Linked DNA regions of Homo sapiens: region 2 is linked to region 1. The links are chromatin contacts, found by Hi-C in ENCODE. All regions are on one chromosome and are shown on one strand. The core of a region is the stretch at or near the end of the contact, and the rest is flanking DNA. Distances in the headings are between cores, read along the strand shown. Region 1 overlaps MAPKAP1 (MAPK associated protein 1). Region 2 overlaps LOC112268055 (a long non-coding RNA gene).

Region 1 (7,150 bases), core at 2,980-5,479:
CTTTGATCTGTGGCCAGATCTCCTGGAGTTAATATCAAAAGAAGGTAGTGGCATTTAAAGATATTTTTTAAATAAAATTAAATACTTGTTGGGGAAGAAGCAAACATTTTAGAGATGTGTGAAGTAAAAAATGAAGGTTTCCTATAACTTCCTTTGGTGTAAATCCTTTGGGTTTTTTTTCTTCAGTTCACATACAGATATACATATAGGTTATACATTTCATGTGGACAGGATTCCTGTTTTTTGTTTTTGTTATTTTTAAAATCACTTACATATTCAACATCTGTCAAGGTACCTGTCAAATAGTATACTCAGTAAATGCTTGTTAAGTGAACTCATGAAAAATACATATGTGTTAAGGTTTTTAGGGTAATTATGTCACACAGCATATATGATATTGCATTTACTTTTTTAACTCAATGTGTCATAAGCATTATTCTATATTAGAGTGACCACACATTTTATCTTCCTAATAATTTGTTCAACTTAGCTCTCTATTGAAGGATGTTTAGATTATTTCCAAATTTTCAGTATTACAAAAACATGCAGTGAACAATCTTGTTTGAATATTTGTGCTAGATTGCATATTTGTGCTAGATTTTAAATATGGATTGCTTGTCAAATATTTATTTAAAATGTTGAGGAAAACAAATTGCCTTTCAAAAAGTTTATGCCTGGCCGAGCGTAGTGGCTCACACCTGTAATCCCAGCACTTTGAGAGGCTAAGGCAGACGGATCACCTGAGGTCGAGTTTGAGACCAGCCTGGCCAACGTGGCAAAACCTCGTCTCTACTAAAAATACAAAAATTAGCCAAATTAGGTGACAGGTGCCTGTAATCCCAGGTACTCAGGAGGCTGAGGCAGGGAGAATCGCTTGAACCTGGGAAGCAGAGATTGCAGTAAGCCAAGATCGTGCCACTGTACTCTAGCGTGGGTGACAGAGTAAGACTCTGTCTCAAAAAAAAAAAGAAAAAGTTTATGCCCATTCTTTGACATTCCAAGAGTATGTGAGAATGCCCTTTTCCCCAGCTCCTTACCAGCACTGAATGTTATCAGCCTTTAATTTTTGCCAAACTGATGGTTAGCAGCCAGTATCTCATTTTAATTTGCATTTCTGGGTCTTTAGTGTCGTTTAGTATTTTTAAATGTATTTATTAGCCATTTTATCTTTCTAAAAGATAGTTCTTTGGTCAGTCACGACTATTTTAATGGGAAAAAGAATTGAGAAAAAGCCTAATTTCAGAATACCATTTTTAAGATGTGCTCTATAGTTTAGAATACAGCTCGTCCCCACCTCACTTCCTGCCAAAGCAGGCGTGTATGCGTACACATACACACACACCCCATCATGTAGAGAAATGGATCACGCATCCAAGCCACACAGCTTCACTTGTTTGCCTGCTGGCCCTTTGAGCACCGGCAAAGCTTTTGTTTATATGTTCAGAAAAAGCTGTCTAATAATTTACCAGACTTTAATCCACCTCCTATTTGAGAACTTCTGTTACCTGATTGCTTTGTCATCAACACTAGTTTAAAAAACAGATTTTTAGTTAAATGTTTATTAAATACTTTAGTCTGGTACATGTACATAGCACTTAGAAAATGCATCATAATCTGGAAGTCACAAATATAGACAAAAACATTGTTACCCCTTAACCGGTTTATTTTGGGGCAGCAGATCTAAGGACACGCCTGGCAGCATTATGAACAGCAGTGGCACCAAGGGCAACTGTAGGGGGTTAATGTGGACCCTGCATCATTCCTTGCCATGTGCCTGGTGAGTAAACTCCTAGAAGTTTCTGGGAATGGTAGCAAGTGGGGAAAAGGCTGCAACCAACAATCAATGTCACAAAGTGGGGATGACTAATTTGCTGAGGAGGCCGTTGAGACAGATGTTTAATTAGCTGAAGTCAGAGTGGATAAATTGGGAGATTACTGCCTATGCAGAGAGATGCCTTTTTCCCCCTCATCTCTTTTGCAACTGCTTTTTGTGTGTGTGTCCTTACTTTTCTTTTTGAAGACAATATCCTCAGATTGGAGAGAGGTGGGAGAGAGGTAGAAAGTACCAAGGTAATGATTCCATTTTGATTACATCTACTGAATACTTATTGTATTCCAGGTATTTTTGTATTTAACCTTTACAAAAGACCTTGTGAGATGGGCATTATCTCTTTTTTGTGGTAGAAAACCAAGGAGATATATAAATATATAGAGAAAGAGAGCACATGGAGTGTGTGTGTGCACACTTGTATGTATTTCTAATGAGTAATACAGGTGAGATTTGAACCCAGACCCTTTGATTCTTGAGCCCAATGTTTTTTTTTCCGTACACCACAGCTTCCTCACTTAAAATGTAATGTGGATGAGGGAACTTTCTGGAGTAAAGCTAATCATCTGTATATTGATTGGGAATCTATATATTGACGGGAGCTGCAATTGCCAAGTGTGTACATTTGTCAGACTGTCAAATTGTATTTGTACAATTTGTGTGTATATTGCATGTAAATTTTACCTAAAAGTAAAAAGAAAATCTTAAACAAATATTGAGCTTCAGTTAATGCTATGTATGCTGAAGTAGTTCAGAGTGAATGTAGTAATGTCTCCTCCTTGATTTGAAATACATTTTAAAAAATGGATTGATAGATATGTGATCAAGCAAGTATTGTAAAATGTTGACTATAGGTCTAGGTGATGGGTATATGGGTTCTCAGTGTTCAGTTCTTTCAACTTTTCTGTGGTTTAAAAATACTCATAATAAAATGGGAAAACTCACAAAAATTAAAAATACATCATTTAGATACTGTTGATACTAATATGAATTTCTGAATGTACAAACATGTATTCTTGTAGCATAAAAAGCACTAGGTTATTTTATTGTTATTAGCTCGTCTGTTAAATAACATCTTTGAGGTCATAGTTTCTCCCATTGATCTGTGGTTTTAAGTTGCATTTACAGTTACAGGTATAATAATCACCACTTACTAATACTCACACTTGGCCAGGTGATCTGCCAGATACTTTTTTCCATTACACTTTAATCCTTAAAACAACTATTTGAATCAGTTGTCATGTTCATTTTATAAGTGAGAATACTAAAGCTCAGAGAGGTTGCAGGACTTGCTGAGGTCGCACAGCTAGTAGGGGAGTAAGGACTCAAAGCCAAATGGCCAAAGGTTGTACTGCTAGACACTGTGGTGCTTCCTTCTACTGGATAAGGTTACGGGGCCCACGGCTCAGTGGAAGCTGTTGCCTTTCTCTCTAGAGAGACCAAATGTCCCTGCTTCAGCTGGGGGTGGCAGCAAGACTCAGTGGAAACAGCATGGGCTTTGGAACCAAACCAACCCCAGTCCCCAGGCCACCTGTCCCTTTTACAAGCTGTGAAGTTAGGGAAGTCATCAGCCCCTTCTGACCTCAGTTGTCTTTTCTGTAAATAGAGGTAATAATACCTATCTTGCAGGGTTATTGTCTTAACTGAATGCATGTAAAACACTTAGTCCATAGTAGGCGCTCAGTGGACATCAGCTGCCATCATCCCTATTGCCACTATCATGCCAGGCACGCCATAAAACCTGGCTTTCTCTTTAGGTTTTGGTTTACTTCCTTTTCTATCCATATGATTTGGCCTTTGCCTGCACCTTTTGTTTTCCAGTGAATTAAGTCTATAGAAAGTTTTTACCTTGTGGTAGAATGAGCCTTTGAATTGTGTTTGAATTAGAATCTGCTGGAAGCACACTTTATTTTGAAGAAGGAGAAAACTAGACCCAGAGAGTCAACTCAAATGATTTTTTTTACTAATAAGTGAACCATACCATATATCTATAGGGATGGATTAATGGTCACAAGCCTTATTTATCAGATAGCTTATGTCTGCAAATTTAATTTCCTATGCCAAAGATTCTGGAAATAATGTGAACAAACTGTAATTGCCTGTAACAAACACATTTATAAGTAAGTTTTAAAAGTCTTTGTGTTCACAGTTTAGTAGCTCACAGACCCTGTTGCTGTTTCTCAGAAAACATTTAAAAGAGGAAGTATACTTAAATATCCATGTGATTTTGAAAATGAAAATGATTCTATAATTACAGACAGGATTAGAGTGTTGCATGTGCCCATTACATCTCTCCAGCCTCCATGAAGAGTCTCAGTCTGCACCAGAGGAAGCAGAAGTCCCTCTTTCTTCGGTCAGGCCATTTGATGTGTTTATCCTATTAGTAGCTGTAAGGAAAATTCTTCTCTACCAAGACTGATTTTAGCTACTTTCTATGAAAAAACCCTTGCTTTAGTAGAGTTACCCCACCACAGGAAACCAAGGGCCTGAACCACCCAACTCCTGTTCTGCTGCTTACAGAGGCCTGATACTGGAGCTGTTTTACTCCCATAAGCAATGTAAAAGGCATTTTAAACAACTCCAATAGTAATTTTGCATAGTTCTTTCTTTTTGAGTAAATTATAAGTAGTGGCACTTTCTGCCGCATATCTGCAACAGCTTTAAGTGCATTATAAAGAAAAGAAGAAAAATAGCTAGTCAGTAAGGGCATTTCTTTTTCTGCCTTACATGACAATAATGTCCTGAGACAAAGAAGACTTAAAATCAGGAAAATGGCATTGGATTAGCACCGTAAGGCAGATCTGGGGAGAGGACGTATCAGCATCTACCTCTCTGGTTACCTAGCTACTAATCACAGTATGGCAGGCAGCTAGGTGTGTAGATTCTACTGTGTCATCGAACCAATTTTTCAAACAGAAAGTCAGTGAGATGTGATTAAAGCCCAAGTGCTGCAAAAGATACAAGGTGGTCTATTGGAACTCCTCAATCTTCCTGGAAACTGTCACCACATAATCACAGAAATATCAAATCATAGCAAAACTTAAGCTTTCCTTTTCTTTTTTCGCCTTTTTTTTTCTTTTCTTTTTTTTTTTTGGCACACTACTTTTAATAGCAGAACAGTGTGAATTAAGATAATGTGTAACTGAAGTCTAAGAATCCCTGAGGGTCATGCAGATCTCTCAGGTACAGTGTGTCTGAAACCTAACTTATCCTTCAGTAGAGTCTTGGCTACATTTCAGGTAGTGAATAAGGATATAAGGGTGACAGTTGGGTGAACTCAGAGAGCTAACATTCTAATAGAGGAGATGGCTAATAAACAAAGCAATAAAACACATTTGATAGGAATTCTTGCTCTGGCTTTTGTTAGTCCTTCCATTTTCTTTTCTTTTTTCTTTCTTTCTTTTTTTTTTTTTTTTTTTCCTGAGATAGAGTTTCACTCATTTTGCCCAGGCTGGAGTGCAATGGTGCAACCTTGGCCCACTGCAACCTCCACCTTCCAGGTTCAAGGGATTCTCCTGCCTCAACTTCCCGAGTAGCTGGGATTACAGGTGCACACCACCACGCCCGGCTAATTTTTGTATTTTTAGTTGTATTTTTAGACAGGGGTTTTCGCCATGTTGGCCAGGCCGGTCTCGAACTCCTGACCACAAGTGATCCACCTGCCTTGGCCTCCCAAAGTGCTGGGATCACAGGCGTGAGCCACTGCGCCCTGCTAGTCCTTCCTTTTTTTTTTTTTTTTTTTTTTTTTTGAGACGGAGTCTCACTCTTATCACCCAGGCTGGAGTGCAATGGCATGATCTCAGCTCACCGCAACCTCCGCCTCCCGAGTTCAGGCGATTCTCCTGCCTCAGCCTCCCAAGTAGCTGGCGCCACAGGCATGTGCCACCACGCCCAGCTAATTTTTGTATTTTTAGTAGAGATGGGGTTTCACCATCTTGGCCAGGCTGGTCTCGAACTCCTGACCTCGTGATCCACCTGCCTCGGCCTCCCAAAGTGCTGGGATTACAGGCGTGAGCCACTGTGCCTGGCGGTCCTTCCATTTTCTAACTGAAAAGACTTCCTTGAGTCCTCAGGTTTGGGAGTTCCCCTCCTAGAGGGAGTCTCTCTGGCTCCCAGGCTCAGGCATAACTTCATTCTTTCCACTCGTTTCCACGCATCTCCTAATTGGGCTACCAGCACCCCTCCTTGATGCAGGCAGGGAGAAGTGGACAGGGCAGAAAGGGCTGGGTAAATTCATGAGCAGTAAATGACTCCATCAACAGTGGCCATCAAGGGAAACAGGCCATGTTCCAGCCATGGAAGCTGGGAAGGGACACTAATCCTCTCCAGAGATCAGTATCCCTCAGCCACTTAGGCTTGTGGCAGAGGCACTGTGGCCCTGTCCCCAGTAAGTTCCAAATACACTGATCTTGCCAGCTGCTGGTAAGCACCTTGCAAAAGAAGAGAATGAGAGCCCCCGCTTTTCCTTGAGTACAGTGAAAGCTCCTTTTGGAGAGGTAGGTTCCTTATGGTTTACCAGCACCGCAGCTGGCCCAGGGTTGGTGGTTAGCACATTTGTGGAATGAACTAAGATGTAGTGAAAACCAGTCCACAGCTCGTAGCCACGTGTCTCTCAGCCAGCCCACACCTGAGGCCACCACTTTGTGTTTAGGAGTGGATTCACTGTACTTTGGTTATCAGAGATTAAACTCCCTTGGAGAATTACATCATCAAATGAAAATGTAAATGTGTTTAAAATGAAAGGCGATGCATATCCGTTGAAATTAGTGTTGCCGCCCAGATTCCCGTAATGATGTGGATCTCTTCTGAGTCCTTGGGGAGCCAGAGGAGTATACCAAAAGCAGACATTTTAAACATTGATAGTCACGTAAGGGTGCCCAGCAGGAGGAAGTTACTGTAGGAAGCTACTGTATTGCAGAAAAAGAAAAGAAAAGCAAACTCACTTTCCAAAGGACGTGTGGGTGTGTGTGAAAGAGAGAGAGAGTGCACAGCCTAAGTCTTCATTCTCTCTAATGTAAGTTAATAGATATTGTCTGATATTTATAATAACTTATCTAAGTAGTTGAATGGGAATGTTAATAAAAAGTAGGACGGTGAGTGCCAGAAATCACACACACAAAAAAACTTAAACAAATTGCCTATAAGGAGGGACTCAAGAATGGGACAGGGAATTACTCTTTTTCATCATAGGACTTAACAGCATTATTTACTCTTAAAACTATATGTATGAGGCCCGGGCGCGGTGGCTCACGCCTGTAATCCCAGCACTTTGGGAGGCCAAGGTGGGTGGATCAGGAGGTCAGGAGTTCAAGACCAGCCTGG
Region 2 (7,150 bases), core at 2,817-5,316, 100 kb after region 1:
GCCTCTTCAGCTGTTCCTAGGTGCCAATCACAGTGCAAATACTTTTTAAAATTATTTTTTCAAAATCCCCCAAAAGCAGGGGTTCTTAGCATCATTTCACTACGGCAAGACCTAAAGGGAGAAGGAAGGAAAGGGCATTCATGGACCTGGACCTGGCTTGGGCTCCAATCCCGAACACTTCCTCCCAGTGTGTCCTCGTGTGGGTGTGTCTGTGTGTGTCTCTGTGAGCATGTGTGTGCAAGTGTGTGCATGTAACCATGTGTGAGTGTATGTGTTGTGAGTTTCTGCATGTGTGTACATGCACGTGAGTTTAAGTGTATGCACCTGGCGTGTGTGTGTGTGTGTGTGTGTGTGTGACTTTAATCCAAGAGCGGCCGGCCCCGCACACCTGCGCTCCACATGGCCTGGCAGAGGCGTCTGTTCTCGGAGGAGGCCGTGTGGGTCCCTCAGCAGCCCCTCCCCCGCAGCCCAGCAGCTGGCCACCATCTCAGCACACATTTCCCTGTCACATCTGATTTGCAAAGTCGTATCTGTGACGGACCCACAGGAGCGTCCAGTTGAGGCTTTTTCAGGTCAAGGAGTATTTTCCCAAGCCCCACTCTTCAGAGGGGAAGGCAAATGTGAGCAGCCCTGTCTCCTCTCCCAGGCCCATGCTGCCAGCAGCGGAATCTTCCCCTGGGCCACCGTGGGTGAGGGCCTGAAGGGCCACCTCCAGGTCTGTCATCATCCCATTTTACAGATGAGGACATCGAGGCCTGCAGCAGTCATGTTGTTTTCCCAAGGTGCACAGCTGCCAAGGCGGGGCCAATATTGGAAGTGGATTCTCTGGCCCCTCCCCAAGCCCTTGGTTGTCACCATCACTATCTGCAGCCTCCCCACAGGTGCCTGGGCTGGGCTGTTCCCTCTGGCCTGACTCCAGGACCTCTTCCTCCAGGAAGCCTGCCTGGGCTGTCTTGGCTGGTTTCCAGAGCATCTGGGGAAGAGACTGCCAAGCTGGGTGGCTTTGATCCCATGAAGTCAACATCTTAGTCAAGACACTTTGATGCAGGAGTGGAAACCCATGATGGGGGATGCCACCAGAGGGAATCCCCTATGAGCCCAGCCCTCAGCACAGGATCCAGCCAGCCAGGCCCAAGGGCCAAGCCACACACCCTTTCACTGAGGGCTGGGTTGGTGTCACCTCTCCTTCTTGGTCTCCTTGTCACACCGGTGGTGAGGACGCCCATGGCCTCCAGACCAAAGACTACTAGGCCTCCCAGGGCCACCCCCACCCAGCTGCCGCGGCCCCACCTCTGAGCACTGACTCCCAGAGGCGGGAGGGGCTGCAGGGAGGACAAGCAGCCTTCCTGCCCTGGGGCTCCCTCTTGTGGTGGGGCCCAGGGAAGGGGCCTCACAGGCCATCGCTCCCAGATGACAGGGACCAAGCCAGCTCTGCTCATCAGTCTCTGGCATGTAGCACACACTCAACAAATATCCAATGACTAGAACGTATGTTAAAAAGTGTCCAAAAGGTTCCATGGCCACAGAGGTCTGGGAACTCCACGCTGAACATGGCAGTTTTTGCTCCTGCGGGGTCCCTCAGAGCCTTCAACGGGCCACTGTGCACTGTGTTCCAAGAAGGGGGTGACACGCAACTTCCCCAGGCACACTTGTGACCGAAGTGCATGCACGCATGTCTAGAGCTGGGGTAGCTCGGGACTCGGTATGGGCGATGCTGTTTCGGGAGCCGTGGCAGTGGCCGGCTGACAGCGCGGTCTCCAGTCAGACAAACTGGCGCCACCGCCTGTTAACTGTGTGACCCTGGGCAAGTCCCTTCACCTCGCTGAGGCTGAGTCACCCTTTACACTTCCATGGGATCCTCAGGGCCACTCTTGCCTCCATCCGGGTGCCACCATCACTCTCCTGGACCACATAGCAGTGGCCTCCTCCCGGGCCTCCCTAGCTCCAGTCTGTCTCCTGCCCCGGGATAGGAGCTCTGGTGGGGGAGGACTCGAATCTGACTTGTTCCCCTCTCACTGTATCCCCAGCGCCCAGAGCAGGCCTGGCACAAAATAAGGTTTGTTGAATGAATGCATGCATGCATGAATGAATGAATGGGTGGGCGGGTGTTCCCATGGGACACTCTCAGGCCACTTGGCCACCCCCTTGCTACCCCTCTCCCACACCTCAATCTGGCTTGAACCTGAAGGAGCCCCAAGTCCCACTCAGCAAATTAACTCAGTTTGAATAATTCTATTGTGGTGGGAGGTGCCAGACCATGAAAGCTGAATGGGGATACTCTTTCTCACACACACAGAGAAGCTCTGGCTTCCACCCCTAGAATGCTTTCCAGACTCCAAGCCTCAGCCCCCGCCTGCAGCTCCCGCCCGCACGCCCCGCACGCATGGCTCCCGCCCGCACGCCCCACGCAGGCCTAGAACATGTATCCCGTGCGCAGATGAGGAGAGCAAGGCTCAGGGTGCCCAGTGAGTCCGCCAGGGCACACAGCTAAGGCACGGGACACCAAGAGCGCCGTTCTAGAGCTGTACAGGTCGGTGTTGAACTCCCAGCTCTGCCTCCTCCCCTATCTGTGTGACACCAGGCCAGTCACTTCACCCTCTGAGCCTCAGTTTCCTCATCTGTCAAATGCGCTAGTAATCCCTCCTCTACAGGGTTGTGAGAAATAAATGAGGTAGTCGATAGGAGAGAGATTTCTGAGGAGAGCCGGTTTTGTGGCTGTGCACGTGCGGAGGGGGACAGGGAAACCTAGGAAAAAGCCACCCAGAAGATGACGCCCTCAGCTGAGGATGAGGCATTAGGACCCAGCACAGTGGCCGGCATGTGCAAGTGTGCAGGTGCTCAATGAGCTTTTCTTTTCGCTTTTTTTTTTTTTTTTTTTGAGACAGGGTCTCCCTGTCTTGCCCAGGCTGGAGTGCAATGGCGTGATCTTGGCTCACTGCAACCTCCATCTCCCAGGTTCAAGCAATTCTTGTGCCTCATACTCCCGAATAGCTGGGATTACAGGCACATGCCACCACACCCAGCCTTAAAAAACATTTGTGGGACAAATGACTGCCTTCTGCTGGTGCAACTGAGAAGCCCAGAACACAGACAGAGCCACAGAGGACAGGACTGGACCAAGGGTGCCCTTGGGCAGACAATAGGAAGGCAGGGGATGCAGCTGGAGCCGTGAGCACGAGGCCAGGCGTGGCCTAGACCCATTCTCCAGCTTCAGGAGCTCTGCCTGGGCACACGAGCCTGGGTACATGTCGGCCACCACGAACCCCGTCAGTCAAGGTGGCTGCACTTCGGTCAGAACGAGCATCTGGGTACCTGTTAGCCACCAGGAACGCCCCTCAGTTAAGACGGCTGCACTTCAGTCAGAACGGGCACCGCTTCTGCCAAGATGGCTGCCTCCAGTCAAGATGGCTGCCAAGTTGGCCCCATAGAACAGGGCCCACTGGGCAGTGAAAGCCCTGCTGCAACTGGCTTCAAAACAGAACAAACGAACTGTTAAATGGTGTCAAGACTGTAAATGGGAGGACTCAAAACCCAAGGCAGCCCAAATTCTCCAAAGAATAAGAGAAAACCAGTCAGCCCAGCCCTGTGCCTCTGAGAATGCTGGGTAATTTCATTTTCCTCTGTCTTTTTGTTTTCCTTCAGCAGAACCACCAAGAAGCAGCCACAAAAATCAGTTAAGACTTCCAGAGTGCTTCCTTCTCCAGAAATCTTTTATAAAAGGTGAAAGATTTACAAGACCTGAAGAGCAAACCAAGCAGGATAATTGTTTTTGGAATGACCCCAATATTTTCACCCCGGCGACCCCGGCTGGGCGTCTTGCCCCATATTTATGATTCCTGGTCCTCTGTGCGCCGCTGGGCGACCTTTCTGAGCCCCCTCTGCAAGCCCCCAGTCCCTTATCGGGCCTGTAACTCACCCTGACGTTATCTCTCGGGAGGGTTTTATGCACTTTAATTTAACTCCCTCATCATTATTTCCCGGACTTCAAGGTTTTCTCTTTGGAGCTGCCCTTCCTGGGACAAGCATAATCTGTTTGCCATCAGGCCCAATAAATATGTTTGTGCGGGAGATGGGAACCGTTTGGGGAGAGCAGCTCAGGCCTGGGAAGCAGCCTCAGGCTCTCACCCCCTTCTCGGCTTCCAGGCTGGTCTCTGTCCTTGAACCTCTGTCGGATGGGAGTCACAGCCTTAGATGCCAGGCCACGTGGCCAGATCTAGCAAATGCAAATCCAGGACGCCCAGTTAAATTTGAATTTCAGATAAACAATGGATTGTTTTAGTATAATAAGTATGTCCCATGCAGTGTATGCGAAAAAATTATTCATTGTTTATCTGAAATTCAAATTTAATTGGGTGTCTCGTATTTTCAGTGGTATCAGCTCCTAGGGGGCTGCTGCACTCACGACTCCAAATGCACGTTCATATATTGGGGGTGTATTTGTTCCCGAGGGCTGCTGTAACAAAGTTCTACAGATTTGGTGGGGGCGGGGGGGGGGCGGGTAAACAAAATAAACTGATGTTCTCACAATTCTGGAGGCTAGAAGTCCGAGGTGGAGGTGCCAGCAGGGGCGGCTTCTCCCGAGGCCTCTCTGCCTGGCATGCGGATGGCCGGCTTTTCCCTCTGTCCTCATGTCTCCCCTCTGGGTATCTGCGTCCTAATTTCTTCCTCCTATAAGGACACCAGTCAGATTGGATTAGGGCCCACCCTAATGATGTCACTTTCATTTAATTACCCCTTTAAAGGCCCTGTCTTTGCCGGGCATGGTGGCTCACCCCTGTAATCCCAGAAATTTGGGAGGTCAAGGTGGGAGGATCGCTTGAGCCCATGAGTTCAAGACCAGCCTGGGCAATATAGGGAGACCCCGTCTCTACGAAAAATTAAAAAAAAAAATTAGCTGGATGTAATGGCACATGCCTGTAGCCCCAGCCACCTGGGAGGCTGAGGTGGGAGGATCACCTGAGCCCAGGGAAGTTGAGGCTGCATGAGCCGTGATGGCGCCACTGCACTCCAGCCCAGGCGACAGAGCGAGATCCTGTCTCAAAAAATATAATTAAATAAATGAATAAGGGCCCAGTCTCTCATTACAGTCACATGCTAAGGCAGTGGGGGTTAGGACTTCAACAGATGAATTTGTGGGGGAGATAGAATCCCGCCCATCACAGGGGGTATGTAACCATCACCCACCAGAAGGGGTCTGGGCAACCTGTGAGGACAAGGGCTTTGCCTGTCTGGCCACCACTGGGTCACCAGTGCCGGCCCCAGGGCTTGGCTCAGAGCAGGCACACAATGAATCATCTGCAGTAGGGCCCCCTGTCAGATGCCACCCATGCTGTCCCCTGACCTTCCCACGGTGTGTAGCAATCCCGAGGGGGCCCTTGACCGCTCTGTGAGGCGGGTATGCGGAGGAGGAATGGAGCACAGAGAGGCACAGGAGCAACCCTGGGTCACACAGCAAATCAGGGCCGACCCTTACAAGCAGGTCTCAGGCTCCAGAACCAGGACGGATTCCCCTCTATCCACCCCTGCCAACCACCCCTAACCATTTGTTCCTTAACTCTCTTAGGGTCCCCATAAGCCCACGGCACTCATTCAGCCACAGTGGACGCCAGGCAGCATAGCAGGGGCCCAACTGCAGGTCAAGAGGGGACGATTTGGGGTCACAACCTCGGACAGGCTGTGGAAGGAGTTTCCTGCGGGAAGGGGCCTGGGTCCACCTCCCCCAACAGGGCCCTGTCACTCCGAGGGTTTTCTGGATGAGGCGGTCACAGTTGGAGGCTCCAGAGGGAGACAGGTGTGAACTGAAGTCCCTGCCCAGTGACTTCATGGCCGTGTGATCTCAGCACTTCCCGTGGGCACTCCTGGCCTCAGTTTTCTCTCCTGCAAGGAGCTGAGGCAGGAGGATGAGATTTGATCAAAGTAACCACGATATTTGCCCCTCTGTGTTTCCTAACAAGTCCCAACCCTGCCCCATGTGCAGGGAGCTTGCATTTCTCAAACAAGGGCGCTACTGGAACTTGGGATGGGACAATTCTCCATGTCGGGTGACTATTCCGTGCCTTGAGGGATGTTTGGCCTTCCTAGCCTGTGCCCGTGGTTATAAAACCGATCTGCTCCCCAACCCTGTCAACCCCTCCCCAGGCGACAACCAAAAATGTCCCACCCATTACCAAATGACCCTGGTTGAGGCCAGCAGCCCCCACTGCTCTGGGGAGAGGATGCCTTAGCAGGAGCTCAGGCAGGTCCTAGAGCAGATTCCAGAGACCAAGGGTACGGAGCAAGGAGATCCTGTGGGTCTTTAACAAGGGGGCTCTGCCTCTAGACCGGGACAGGGCGAAAAGGACAACAGCACCCTAGACAGGCTTGTGGGAGCCCCCAGCTGTGTGGCTCATGAGCAGAGGACCTCAAGGCTCTCTCTTCTCCATGCCGTGGTGCCCCGCAGCCTGGTGATTCCCGTGTGCCCAAGAGTGACACTGAAGCCTGAGAGGCTGCCAGGCATGATGGAGCCTCAGAGTCGGGAGCAAAGGTCGATGGGGCCCCAGCCTGAAGACACCTGGACGAGGTGCCCATGGGCCAGCTGTGTCAATCGTGAGTTTTGCTTTCTGTATTTTATGATGCTTTGACATTTTAGAGGCCTTGTTAATCTTGAAGGAACTGCCCCTTCCGGGGCTAGCTAACTCCTAGAGACAGCAAAGAGCATGACTTTCACATGCAAACCCACCACCCCGAAGCGTACATCCCCAGCCTCCTTTATCCAATTCTCACAGCCAAGCCCATACTTCCCCTGCCCAAAGTCACTCTAGGTACTCTCATCTCAGTGCCTGGGGGCCAGGGGCAGGTACCAGACAACCAGACACTACTTCTACAGCCCGGAGCCTGCCAAATTATTCAAACTAGCCGAGAATCTATCCAATCCTACACGAGCTCGAACTCGCCCACTCTGCCTTGTCCATTTTTTCTTCCCTTGGAAACCATGATGAAGGCTCTGGGCCATGTTCCCTCCAAGCTCCAGCTGCCTCCTCCCTGACCCTGGAGCTTCTCCATGGGGCCCTGCAGGGCGTGCTGTACCCTCTTCTCCAGGAAACTGTGAGTAGTAATCACTCTTTCTTTTTTTATTTTTATTTTATTATTATTATTTTAATATAGAAACGGG

What was found. A loop is a pair of places that touch in the nucleus more often than their neighbours do. Pooled maps may share reads with other maps.
Region 2: a pooled map shows a loop between it and region 1 (2.3-fold over the local background). The contact joins two enhancer-like sites. A Hi-C loop is called at or near these places in 4 of 168 maps with a recorded cell type or tissue (Caco-2, K562, MCF 10A and 1 more), 1 of 37 single-sample maps with no recorded cell type and 4 of 50 pooled maps.

Annotation. Positions count from the first base shown.
Region 1 is chr9:125,527,275-125,534,424 of GRCh38, reverse strand. All of the region lies in intron 7 of MAPKAP1 (MAPK associated protein 1), which reads left to right. Among named protein-coding and RNA genes, the nearest start is that of MAPKAP1, 180 kb to the left of the region's middle. RefSeq lists enhancers at 4,035-4,194, 6,468-6,517, 6,568-6,627. Within about 2 kb of position 4,229, at least 3 of the 41 ENCODE cell types and tissues checked have a DNase peak (open chromatin) inside an H3K27ac peak, as active enhancers do.
Region 2 is chr9:125,422,392-125,429,541 of GRCh38, reverse strand. LOC112268055 (a long non-coding RNA gene) reads right to left here. Exons shown (of 3, transcript XR_002956935.2): 2 at 3,313-4,668. It also overlaps the pseudogene RNU5B-5P. Among named protein-coding and RNA genes, the nearest start is that of GAPVD1, 160 kb to the right of the region's middle. RefSeq lists an enhancer at 5,203-5,703. Within about 2 kb of position 4,066, at least 3 of the 41 ENCODE cell types and tissues checked have a DNase peak (open chromatin) inside an H3K27ac peak, as active enhancers do.